2 separate regions of the Homo sapiens genome follow, and region 1 is linked to region 2. Evidence: chromatin contacts called from ENCODE POLR2A ChIA-PET data. All regions are on one chromosome and are shown on one strand. Each heading gives the region's core, a stretch centred on a gene start or an enhancer-like site at or near the end of the contact. The rest is flanking DNA. Distances are from core to core; before and after follow the strand shown. Region 1 overlaps EFHC1 (EF-hand domain containing 1). Region 2 has its middle 28 kb from the start of PAQR8.

Region 1 (7,111 bases), core at 386-2,885, 90 kb after region 2:
AAAAACAAATGTCATACATTTGTTTTTATGGGTTATATACAGTTTATAACCCTTTTAGCAAAAGAAGTTTATTCTGTTGTACCTTTCATGTTAGTACAGATCTTGAAAGATGGTAGGCTGGGCTCTAAAGCAATTAGGATGTAGAAAGTTTTTTTCATAAAAATATTTTTTATGATTAATCTTAAATTGTATCTATGTATATATTTGAATATTATAGATAAGTAATTGTGAAAGTATCCTCACAACAGAAAAAGGAAACCATTAACATAACCTCTAATTTGCCTTTCTACTCTTTTTTATTTAATCTTTTAAATAAAAATGTGTTCATTGTAAAAAATCAACATAATTTAGAAATGTATAATACAGAGGACCAAACCAGTCTCTTCATGCACATATTTCCATGCTTATAATTGCAGTACACATATAATTTTATATGTTGCTTTTTCAGGCTTATTAAATCATAAATATTTTCACCAGGTTGCCACGTGATCTCTAAAATCAATATTTTAATGACAGCACCATAATCCATTGAGTGAGTTTTCGATCATTTACTCATGTCTTCATATGACTGTCTTTTAGATTGTCTTCAACATTTACCATTGTAATGGGCAGCTTCAGGCATATAGTTCTTTCTCATAATTCTGAATCATATTCGTAAATAAATGGTCGGGGTAGAATTATTGAGTTCAAGACTTTAAATATATACCATCCAGTTGCTTTCCAAAGAGTTGTAAGAATGTATCACTGTCATTGTGACAAGAGGGACAGGTAAAAATAAATTCATTCCATGTAAAAATAAAATTCACAGAACCGTATCTTCTAGGTTCTACAGTTTTTACGGCCCCAGATATCAGATGAAAAACATGAGAAGACTAGTGAAAAACTTAAGAGTATAGATGAGATACTCTTTTAATCTCTCATGCAAGGTGAATTGGTAGTTAAATTGGGCATTACAGAGCACAGCTTTAAATTTTACTTTAAGCTTAGGTGGCTACTTCGCTCCTTGTTCTTGTTCAAGTGTTTTAACTTAAAATACAGAATCTTTTAATGTAGGTAAGCTTTTGTTTTGTTTTGTTTTTTTGAGACAGAGTCTCACTGTTGCCCAGGCTGGAGTGCAGTGGTTCAATCATAGCTTATTGCAGCTTGGACCTCCCAGGCTCAAGTGATCCTTCCACCTCAGCCGACTATAATAGGCACAAGCCACCACACCCAGCTAATTTTTTTTTTTTTTTTTTTTTTTTTTTAGTTTTTGTAGAGACAGCATCTTGTTGCCCAGGCTGGTCTCGAACTCTGGGGCTGAAGTGATTCTCCCTCTTCAGCCTCCCAGAGTTCTGGGATTATAGGCACGAGCCACCATGCCCAGCCTTAATGTTGGTAAGCTTCTTGATGTAAGTTTTGTGATGCTTATAAGCAAAGATTCAAGTTATATTTTTAAAAGTTAGTTTTTTTTTTACCTAACAAATATTTGTCTAATGTTATTAATGACACATTCTTTTCTTCTTCAGAAAACAGCCTTCCACAGAAGTCAGACGCTGAGCTACAGGAACGGCTATGCAATTGTTCGACGTCCAACAGTTGGGATAGGCGGAGACCGGCTCCAGTTCAACCAGCTGTCCCAGGCTGAGCTGGATGAGTTGGCCAGTAAGGCACCAGTCTTAACTTATGGCCAACCTAAACAAGCCCCACCTGCGGATTTTATTCCTGCGCATGTGGCCTTTGACAAAAAGGTATCATCTGGAATTTTAGGGTACCCCTTGAATTAGGGTCTGAGAGCCAACTGCTTGCAAAAAAGTTAAAACAGTAAACCACAGAATTTCCAAAGGGCTCTGAGGAGAAAATTGTTCAGATGCCTTAACCCTTAGTCATGGACAGCTGAACTCAGGCTAAAAAGAGGCTTTCTTTAGTCAGGAAGCTGATTACAGGGAGTAAAGTAGTTCCCTGTAGACTTCACCAGACTATTTTCCAAATGCAGTTAAAGAAAAGTTGGCTATAATTCTGAATTCTTGAATTTATATTCTATGTTTATCAGCCGTGTGTTCTCCACTTTTTAAAGGTAACTGTATTCTGTAATGGTGACATATCTAATCTTCATGAGATGCAGAATATCATTATGAAAACAATGACTCCATCTATTGTCAGTTTTCTGCAAGGCAGTCTCCATAAGTTTTTGGTTTTCAGGGAACATTTCATGTTTGATATTACATAACCAATGGGTGGTATAACATTTTTGTTTGTTTCTCATTTATCTTTATGTTTTTGCAATGTGAGTTTCCTCATTTCCATCTATTGACATTACCACATCATTCTTGTTTTTCCTTGTCAATGAGCCTCCTCTTTTCACTAAAGTGAAGTAGCCCTAGCCCTGACCATGTAGCAGAATCACTGGCGAGATTTTTAAGAAAGTTACGTTATTCCAACCCTCATCAGTTCTAATTTCCAGATGAGCTTTATGTGTAACTGGTTCTGAGAAGTACTGATCAGTTTTGATAAGTTAGCTTTCTTAATTTACTCTTAGTCTGTTTCTTTTCTTGTCTTAATTTTTATTTTATTATTCCTGTTAAATGTCTATAACATTTTCATCCAGCCAGCCAACTTTTATTGAGTACCTGTTGTAAGCTAGAGGCTGGGGAGGAGCTATGCCATTTACATGATAGTCACTTATTTTTAAACAATTTCAGTCTCTCAACTAGAATCTGTATCATTTCCTCTTCCCCACTTAACTCATTTATAGGGACACATTCACATATGCATTCATAGGCCGAACCTAAACATCCACTAAACAGTATGATTTATATAATTGGATGTATCTTTTCCTTTTGCTTGTTTCTTTTGTTTATTTGTGGCTTTGACAGACATTGCAAAATCAGCAGAGAAGGGAGAGGGCTGAAAATACAAGAGAGAAGTGGGATAGGCACTAAATAATTACCAAGATATGAATCCTGGTATGTTTAATTTTTACTGAAAAGAATAGTAAGTAACTGTTATAAAGTAGAAGGTGATAAAGTGATATATGTCGTAAGAAAGTATTAGTAAAATTCAGAGGAGAAATTGCGCTTGAGTAGGAAATAGGCTTCCTATTTTTTGTTTTCTATGTTATTTTACACTAATTGTTGTTACTTAATTTGTACTTATTTAATATTCATAATTCATTTCTTTAAGGATAGTGCACATAAAAATATTATTTTTATTTTCCAATTCATTTTACTTGGATCATCACAATTTCTAGATAAATGAGCCTTAGCATAGATAATGGGGTAGAGAGAAGCTAAATGCATGACTTTGAAACTAAGTTTGTTTGTTTATAATAAGGGAATTATGGTTTCTCTGAATTAAATGAAGGTTCTAATTTTAAATGAAGGACCTCTAATACCCAGAGGTCCACATAATAGCCAACATATTTGTCTATATTTTGGAAATTCTTAGGACTGTTCCTCATAGACAGAATATAACTTCATTTCTTACTTAGGTAATAAAGACCAGGACATCTATTCCAAGTGCCCTCATCTTTTCCCCTTGCTCCTGTATAATTCCAGCATCACCTACTATATTGTGTTTCCCAGACTGACTTCCAGCTCTTTATTTCTGATGTTCTTCTTTCATCTTTTTCATCTTCAAGTTTCATATTATTTCTATTTCAGACACTCTAGTGACTGCTTCTCTAGCTAGAGTCATATCATCCTGTCCTCTTTCTATAATACCTTGTGATGCCTTTAAGCAAGATAACTTTGTTTCTCACTTGACTGTCAAATCACTTACAATCTGACTTCTCCCTACCCACAGCCCCAGAATACTTTCTCCTAGGTAGCCAGTGCTGTCCTTTTACCAGATCTAGAGAGGTTTACTTTGCCAGCATTGTCTTTGGCTTGTTTATGCCATCTGACACTGTTGACCCTTCCTCCCTTCTTGAAACTGTGCTCTTCTTTTGCCTCCATGACTCTCATTTTCCTCCTTCTTTCTATGTGGTTGCTTATTCTTTAGCCTCCCTTCCTCTTTTCAATTCTTAACTTACAAGTATTTTCAAGGCTCTATCTCATTCTTTATATAATTTTCTTGAGATCTCACCCACTTTCGTGATTTCAACCGTCACCTCACCGTAGAGAATGTCACTATTTAGTTCCAACTCTGACATCATTGAGACTCCAGATCTGTATCCCCCTGGCCCATGGGATATCTTCACCTGGATGAACTGTTGGTACCTCAAGTTCTGTATGTCTCTAACTTATCTCTATCCCTCACCTTTTCCCATAGATCTGCTTTCCCTGTGTGGTTCCACTAGGTAATCCAAGCTTGAAACCTGAGCCATCTTTGGCTTTTTCTCTCCTTTATCCTCCACACTTAATGAGTTGCCAAGTCAAATATCTCTCACTTTCATTTCCTCTGCCACTATCATAGTTCAGACAAGCCAAATGACTACCTAACTGTTGTTTTAGTCTCATTCCTAGTCCTTATGCTTATAACAGGTATGCTGCCTTGTTTATTCTCTAGAGTTCAGCTCTGATTATGTCATTTTTCTGGGAAAATGCCATCAGGCTTTCTTAACCAATACAGTAAACATTACCACCATTCACCTCACTGTGACATGAAAGTCATCTTTCATTCTTCTTTCCCCTCACAATCCACATCTAATCTATTAGCAAGTTCTATTGTTTCTGCTTCTAAAATATGTAACTAATTCATTTACTTATTTTCATCCTCACTATTACCATAAATTTATTTTCCACAGAGCAGCCAGGCTTATTTTTTGAAAATCAGATTATGTCACATACTGACTGAAACACTTCCATGGCTTCCCTATCATCTATAAAGATCCAACTCTACAGGTTCCTCACAGCCCTACTGGAGCTGGCCCTCCCTGCTCTCTCCCCAGCCTCATCTTGGGTCCTTTTTCTCACCTATCATGTTTCAATACATTGGATTTATTTTTACTGATTTCCTTGAAATGGCAGCATTTGAAAATTCCAATTCAGGGCCTTTTTGTACATGGCATTTCTCCTATCTGAAATAGCTTCCCCACCATCCTTAAGTGGCTGACTCCATCTTTCCTTTCAGTGAGGCTTTTCCTGGCCACTCTGCTATGGCAGTTCCTCCTCATTTTTCTATATCACTTCCCTCTCTTTTTTTTTTTTCCCCTTTGCAGCACTATATTATAATTTGTGTTGCTGATTTGTTTAGTGTTTATCTGTCCCACCTGAGTGTATACTTCATGAAGGTAAGGACTTATATAGTTTATTATATATTTAGTGCTCAATAAATATCAGTTCTAAAATGACATGAATAATTAACAAAATTTATTTCTTGTCTGTGTCACTGCTGAAAATTGGCAAGTCAAACACGTACCATATATGCTTATAATAATGTAAAATTAAAAATGTGACTTGGCTTTTTATAATTGTGTGTGATATGAAAATATTTATGCAGCATTTCCCCCCTTCATCTTGAAGTAAATACAAATATTTTTATGTTTATTGTGGCATTCTGAGCACTTCCTGGGAGTTAGAAGACCTGGATTCTAATTCTGGGTCTCCTACCAGCTAACATTGTGACCTTGTAGTCACAATCTCTAATTTCCTCGTCTATAAACTCAGAAGGTTAGAATACATGATAATCAGGAGCCCAGCCTGCTATAAAATTCCATGAAAAGTATATTTTTAAACACAGTATTTAAATATAATTTTTCTTTTCTTTCTACGTAACAATCAAGTTCTTATTCTACCTGGGAAAGCTGATGTTATCCCACTACTTTAAAAACAATTTTTTTTATTTCCATAGGTTACTGGGGAACAGGTCGTGTTTGGTTACATGAGTAAGTTCTATAGTGGTGATTTGTGAGATTTTGGTGCACCCATCACCCAGGCAGTATACAGTGCCCCCAATTTGTAGTCTTTTATCCCTCACCCCCTTCCCACCCTTTCCCCCTGAGTCCCCAAAGTTCATTGTGTCATTCTTATGCCTTTGCATCCTCATACCTTAGCTACCACTTATGAGTGAGAACATACAATGTTTGGTTTTCTATTCCTGAGTTACTTCACTTAGAATAATAGTCTCCAGTCTCATCCAAGTCACTGTGAATGCTATTAATTCATTCCTTTTTATGGCTAAATAGTATTCCATCATATATATCACATTTTCTTTGTCCACTTATTGATTGATGGGTATTTGGGTTGGTTCCATATTTTTGCAGTTGCAAATTGTGCTGCTATAAACATGCATGTACAAGTATCTTTTTTGTATGATGAGTTCTTTTCCAATGGGTAGATACCCAGTAGTGGGATTGCTGGATCAAATGGTGGTTCTACTTTTAGTTCTTTGAGGAATCTTCACACTTTTAGTTCTTTAAGGAATCTTCCATAGTGGTTGTACTAGTTTACATTCCCACCAGCAGTTCCCAGTTCATTGCATCCACACCAACATCTAATATTTTATGATGTTTTGATTATGGCCATTCTTGCAGGACTAAGATGATATCACATTGTGGTTTTGATTTACATTTCCCTGATCATTAGTGATGTTGAACATTTTTTCATATGTTTGTTGGCCATTTGTATATCTTCTTTTGAGAATTGTCTATTCATGTCCTTAGCCCACTTTTTGATGGGCTTCTTTGTTTTTCCTTGCTAATTTGTTTGAGTTCATTGTAAATTCTGGATATTAATCTTTTGTCAGATGTATAGATTATGAAGATTTTTTCCCACTCTGTGGGTTGTCTGTTTACTCTGTTGACTGTTCCTTTTGCCGTGAAAAAGCTCTTTAGGTTAATTAAGTCCCAGCTATATATCTTTGTTTTTATTGCATTTGCTTTTGGGTTCTTGGTCATGAAACCCTTGCCTAAGCCAATGTCTAGAAGAGGTTTTCCAATGTTATTTTCTAGAATTTTTATAGTTTCAGGTCTTAGATTTAAGTCCTTGATCCATCTTGAGTTGATTTTTATATAAGGTGAGAGATGAGGATCCAGTTTTATTCTCCTACTTGTGGCTTGCCAATTATCCCAGCACAATTTGTTGAATAGGGTGTCCTTTCCTCACTTTATGTTTTTGTTTGCTTTGTCAAAGATCAGTTGGCTGTAAGTATTTGGCTTTATTTCTGGGCTCTCTGTTCTATTCCATTGGTCTAT
Region 2 (6,271 bases), core at 1,464-3,963:
GTCCTGCTACTTGCTTTTAAATATTATTTTGAATGGTGTTAATGCCAGAGCTGAGGAAATAGCACATATAACTCACATTCCAGCTTGTCTTTGTCCTAGCTCTTAGAGAAGAACGCTATATAACCTCTAATACCAATGGAGATTTAAGTATTGTAGTGCTTCTTTATAACTTTATATTTATTTCCAATTTATCTTTATGTTTTCCAATAATTACATTTTTAGTTTAAAAAAGAGAAAAAATAGAAAGGAAGAAAACATTCATAGGACAGGTATATCATTAAGTGAATATTTTACTTACTCACATGTTTATAAAATGTTTTTATGAATATAATACCCCTTCCCTGAGTAGTCTGTGGTCTATGCTTTACTTTCCAGCTAAATTTTAGGAAACTGCATCAGAATTTAAGTCAAGGGAGTGAGTAATGCATGGTGAATATTATCTGTTATTGGTATATTGCAACAGGAAAAAAAAATAAAACCTAACTGACTGAGTGACTCAATGTCTATTTCAATCTCCTTTGAGTATGCCTTCCCATACTGCAGAATTGGGAAGCCAAAAACTACATTTTCCAAATTCCCCAGGTAGAGTTTCTAAGGATGTGACTTAGGTTGTGACAATTAGACACACTGACATAAGACTCCAAATTCAGAGTTGAATGAGTTGTTGGGGCACAAGGCGGGCAGGGCAGGAAGCATCTATTCTGCTTGTGCGGAGCACAGCAACCCTAGGTTGTGAGTTTGCTAGCTCAGCTGACACTCCCTAACTGTGGCAGAAGCAGCAACTCCCCTGGCAACTCAGTTCTGAGTGTGACTTTGTTCCTAGTAATTCAGCCTCAAATCCACTTCTTCAGCTCTCCCACTGATTCTGTAAGCCAATTAATACCTTGCAATAATCTTTTTGGCTTAAACTAGCTAGGGAAGGCTATGCTTTCTGCACCTGAACCATGACCAATGTAGTCAGCGAAACCTGAGCCTTTGAGAAAAAGCTGAGGAGAAGCCAGAAAAGTAGCAGTAAAACCAGGACAGGCTGCTACCCTACAATCAAGACAGAAGAGAGTTTCAATAAGCAATGAAACACTGCAGAGAGGCCAAGACAGACACAAATATGAAGTAAAAACGATTCAGCCAGGAGGTCAAAGATGATGTGGAGAGGAGCCATTTCATGGAGTGGCAGGGGAGGAAGCCATATTGCAGGTGGTTGAGGAGAGTCTTCCATTTTATTTGGACTTAATTTTTTTGAGACAGGTCTCGCTCTGTGGCCCAGGCTGGAGTGCAGTGGCGTGATCTCGGTTCATTGCAACCTCCACCTCCCGGGTTCAAGCAATTCTCTGCCTCAGCCTCCTGAGTAGTTGGGATTACAGGCACACACCACCACGCCCGGCTAATTTTTGTATGTTTAGTAGAGATGGTGTTTCACCATGTTGGCCAGGCTGGTCTTGATCTCCTGACCTTGTGATCGATCCGCCTTAGCCTCCCAAAGTGCTGGGATTACAGGAGTGAGCCACCACGCCCCACGTGGACTCAATTTATGAAGTAAGAGTCAGGTGCTGACTACATGATGTGAGAGGTACAGGAAGGTTTTTACATTTCCTATTACTGTGCCTAGAAGCCTACATGGTGGCCCAATCAGGAGGTAGGAATTTTTCTTCTGTCGTCATCTATTAAAGGGGCTCTAGCCCCAACTCTGCCACTGGGAGTTCTGTGAAATAGTTCTCTGAAATTCCATTTTAAAAGAGAAAAAGTTCTTTAGAAAATGGGCATATGGCTAGGTGCAGCTGCTCACACCTGCAATTCCGGCACGTTGGGAGGCCAAGGTGGGAGAATTGCTTGAGCCCAGGAGTTTAAGACCAGCCTGGGCAACATAGCAAGACGCTATCTCTAAAAAAAAATACAAAAATTAGCCGGGTATGGTGATGTATACCTGTAGTCCCCACTACTCAGAAGGCTGAGGTGGGAGGATTGCTTGAGCTAAAGAGGTCGAGGCTGCAGTGAGCTAGGATTGAGCCACTGCACTCCAGCCTGGGCAATGGAGTGACACCCCGTCTCAAGAAAGAAAGAAAGAAAGAGAGAAAGAGAGAAAGAGAGAAAGAGAGAAAGAGAGAAAGAGAGAAAGAGAGAGAGAGAGAGAGAGAGAGAGAGAGAAGGAAGGAAGGAAGGAAGGAAGGAAGGAAGGAAGGAAGGAAGGAAGGAGAGAGAGAGAGAGAGAGAAAGAAGGAAGGAAGGAAGGAAGGAAGGAAGGAGAAAGAAAGAAAGAAAAAGAAAGAAAGAAAGAAAGAAAGAAAGAAAGAAAGAAAGAAAGAAAGAAAGAAAGAAAAGACAAAGAAAACAGGCATACTAATACCTGTCCTGCCTTCTGCACAGGCAGAATGGTGAAAGAGATAAGAGCACAGGATTTGGACTTGGTCAGACCCAGGCTTTAATCCTGATTTTGCCGCTAGTTAGCTGTGTGACCTTGGGCAAGTTATGTATACCTAGCTTTCTCCTCTGGAAATTAGGGATAAGAGTATCAGCTTCACAGTGATTATGACGATTAGTTGAGGTATGTAAGGCATTCAGCACAGTGACTGGCAGGTAGCAAGCTCTCAGAAGATGACAGTTAATTTCATAAGTGGTCCAAAATACCTTTTGGGAGATAATGCTCACGAGTGTTTTATTCACAGGGTTGCTGGCCAAATGAGAAAATGCACAGGAAAGCAAAATGTAACAGGCCTATCAGGATGAAAACACTGTGAGAAAGGTCACACATTAAACCACAAATGTTTTGGGTTCCTTGACAACTAGATTGTGCTACAGAGTTGGTAGGGTAGGGAGGAAGAGGAGAAGCTGAACTTCAACTGCTGCAGTTTTTCCTGGGGCTGGCCCTTGTTAGAATAATAGACACTCTACCATAGAGAGGCAGTTGATTCACCTATACCTGTTGGATAAAAAAGAAAACCATGTGGCTGGTGGAGCTGAGAAAGTGGAAAGAATAAAGGGAGCAGAAGATATATTGCTTGAAATCAGGCAAAAGTTCCATATATCAAAAGCCTCATTCTGGCTGACTTCATCACCAAACTCCCCTCCCAGAGGCCTCTGCCTGGGCTTTTGCAGAAAACATGTACAAACTCTATGCAAAGTAAGAATCCAAAATAGCTTATTTAGAAATAAACCACCTGCTTGTACAAACAGGAAGATCTGAAATCCCTGGAGTTGGGCAAGTGAGTTCCTTGCTTCCCTGCCTAGCCCAGCCTCCTACTGGACCCCCACTACCACAAAGGGATGGAATTACACTCCTTTCTCTCCAGCCTCTTTGCTTTGCTTTTTCCTTTTATTTTTAGTTGTCATGTAATAATTGTACAAATTGATGGGATATGGAGTGCTATTTCTTTTTCTTTTTTTTTTTGAGATGGAGTCTCGCTCTTTCACCCAGGCTGGAGTGCAGTGGTGCAATCTCAGCTCACTGCAACCTCCGCCTCCCGGGTTCAAGCGATTCTCCTGCCTCAGCCTCCTGAGTAGCTGTGACTACAGGCACGCATCACCATGCCCAGCTAATTTTTTGTATTTTTAGTAGAGACGGGGTTTCACAATGTTAGCCAGGTTGGTCTCAATCTCCTGACCTTGTGATCAGCCTGCCTCAGCCTCCCAAAGTGCTGGGATTACAGGCGTGAGCCACCGCACCCAGCTGGAGTGCTATTTTAATACATGCATACAATGAGTAATGATCAAATCAGGGTAATTAGCATATCATCACTTCAAACACTTACCATTTCTTTGTGTTGTGAACATTCAAAATCATCTTGTAGCTTTTTGAGAATATACAATAAATTATAATTAACCACATTCGCAAAGCACCAGAACTCTCACCCTCCTCCCCTCCCTCACCCACCCTTCCCAGCCTCTAATACTCACAATTCTACTCTCTACTTCCATGGGCTCAAAAAATTTATTTTATCTCCCACATGAGTGAGATCATGCGGTATTTGTCTTTCAGTGCTTGGTGTATTTCACTTAACATAAAGTCCTCCAGGCTCATCTATGCCATGAATGACAGGATTTTCTTCTTTTTTATTCCAACCCCTTTTCTTTGTTCCTTCTCATGGGAACACATCAATAAAGGCACCTACTGGTGGCCAAAGGGGGCTCTCTGATGCCACCACCCCATTCCCTATCCTACCCTTTATCCCATCCTTTATTCCTGTCAGAGACTAAACAGAGACAGGGGAATGAGTTTTCACTGTGGATTACTTAATTTTTTTAGGTCACAGTGTTCTAATCAGTAATCATCCATCTTTCTGTTACCTCATTCTGTGAGGCGAAGAATTTAAAGCCTGCTTGAATTCAAGGTCAGGCTGCCTTCTGCAGCTGGAGGCATCCCCAGCAGGCCAAGGCTTCACTCTCTCAGCTGGTGTCAGGGACCCTTAGGGAGTGGACAGAATAGCATGTGGAAAGAGGCAGTGTGACCAGCCTTGCCACCTGTTTCACAGGTGGCACTGCTGGCTGAGTCAGTCTGCTAAGGAGGACAGCCCTGGAACTGGTCAGAGAAGGCTTAGTAAATCTCTTCTGATTGCTAACCTCTGAGACCTCACAGCCTATAATTTCCCAAGACAGACCTGTTATTACAAACAGTCAACCTAGTAATCACTGCCCAAGCCCAGGTGTCCTGAAGAAGTAGGGTGGAAGCTTGCATTGAAAAAGGAAAATGATAAGGAGATATTTGCCCAGCAAAGATATTCTGTAGAACAGATAACATGGGCACATTGTACTGCCTTCCTCCATCTTCCCACAGCACCTACCAAAGTCCTGGCAAGCCATCAAATTAGGCTTATAGGTAGCTGCCCTTTCTGAAGGCTACATTCAAATTTTTCTAAAAGATAATTTGATTTCATTCAGTTCAACCCAGTGAGTTTATACATTTATTTTAGCATCTATTCTATGCTTGGTACTGTGAGGATGAGCCATGAATTAAAACATCAGGTCAGCGTATACTCGACACAGTTGTAGAAATGAGAACCTTTACTTTTTCACAGTGAAGACCGAGGAAGCTGAAAAGAATGCTTTTGGTTTTCTTCCCTCTACCCCAGACTCTCCCAAGGCCATACTTTTCTCTCTCTCTCTCACTCTGGGGGAAGAAATATTGAAATTTTTTATCTAAGGCTTTTTCCTAGAATTTGAACTGCATAGGGAACATTGCTTCATCATCAACATTTTCTTTCATTTTCAACCTCTTTCCACCTGCCCTAAAAACATGTTTGAATCTAACCCACCCCTACTGTTCTTTCTCTACCTTCATTTCTTCCTGGGATACAGTTTTTCATCTTTTGCTCATGCAATTAATTATTCATTCATTAATTTAACAAATATTTAGTGATGAACAGTATGAGTAAGGCCCTTTCCTACGCTGGAGACAAAAATGAATAAAGCCTTGTTCCTTTAATGAAGCAGTCCCTAACCTTTTTTGACACCAGGAACTGTGTGGCCTAAGTGAGTTACATATTCCCTCTGAGACTCAGTTTACCCTAAGATTCTGTTAACTGGGAATAACTATGTATTTGAGAGTTATTGTGAGGGTTAAATGATATATCGTGTGAAAAGCTCCTGTCACATGGTCAGTGCTAAACAAATATTAGTCACCTTTCCTTGCATGACACTATACATTCTTAGCTCTTTGCCCATTTCTCAGACTGCTTAACCTAGAATTTCTTTGCTGGATCTGTGTTATCCCTATCCCCCTGAATTGTAGGCATTACTTAATAGAAATTTGTTTTTGAGGGTTACCCAGGATCCCCTCACCAAAATTCCAGGGAAAGTTCAGGACTGTAGTTTGGAGACCCCGCCCCTTCCCACTTCCAGCACCATCCCTCATCCCCAGCCTGAGTGGTCTTGGGACAGCAGAAATGGGGGTGACATGTGACCCAGGTTTGGCCAATCAGAGCCTTGCATTCTCCTGAAAGAACAACGATTGGTTCAATGATGGGCACGACACTCCTCTAGACTTCTTTGCTTATATGAGCCGCGAATTCCTCTTTTTGCTTAAGCTCTTTGGATTGGGCTTTCTGACACTTAGAAGCAAAGGAGTTTGAACTGAGAGAGAAATAAGTTAACACTCACTCCTCATTCATTTAACAAATGCTTACTAAGCATCTTCCATTTACTAAACACTGTGCTAAGAAAGTGGCTAGACACCATCCCTATCTTCAAGAAGCTTATAGTTTCATAAGAGAAAAGTAAGTAGGTAATGACAATACAGTGCTATTGGAACTACAGAAAGGGGCTGTACCACACGCTCTTAAAG

What was found. ChIA-PET counts read pairs that join two places held with the same protein, here RNA polymerase II (POLR2A).
Region 1: POLR2A ChIA-PET joins it to region 2 with 11 read pairs in activated naive CD4-positive, alpha-beta T cell. The contact joins two enhancer-like sites. POLR2A ChIA-PET finds 5 or more read pairs at or near these places in 6 of 52 experiments (A673, HepG2, K562 and 3 more).

Annotation. Positions count from the first base shown.
Region 1 is chr6:52,422,441-52,429,551 of GRCh38, forward strand. It overlaps EFHC1 (EF-hand domain containing 1), which reads left to right. Exons shown (of 11, transcript NM_018100.4): 2 at 1,506-1,727. Among named protein-coding and RNA genes, the nearest start is that of EFHC1, 5.7 kb to the left of the region's middle. Within about 2 kb of position 1,636, at least 10 of the 41 ENCODE cell types and tissues checked have a DNase peak (open chromatin) inside an H3K27ac peak, as active enhancers do.
Region 2 is chr6:52,331,243-52,337,513 of GRCh38, forward strand. No RefSeq gene overlaps it. Among named protein-coding and RNA genes, the nearest start is that of PAQR8, 28 kb to the right of the region's middle. RefSeq lists an enhancer at 5,875-6,044 and a cis regulatory region at 5,960. Within about 2 kb of position 2,714, at least 6 of the 41 ENCODE cell types and tissues checked have a DNase peak (open chromatin) inside an H3K27ac peak, as active enhancers do.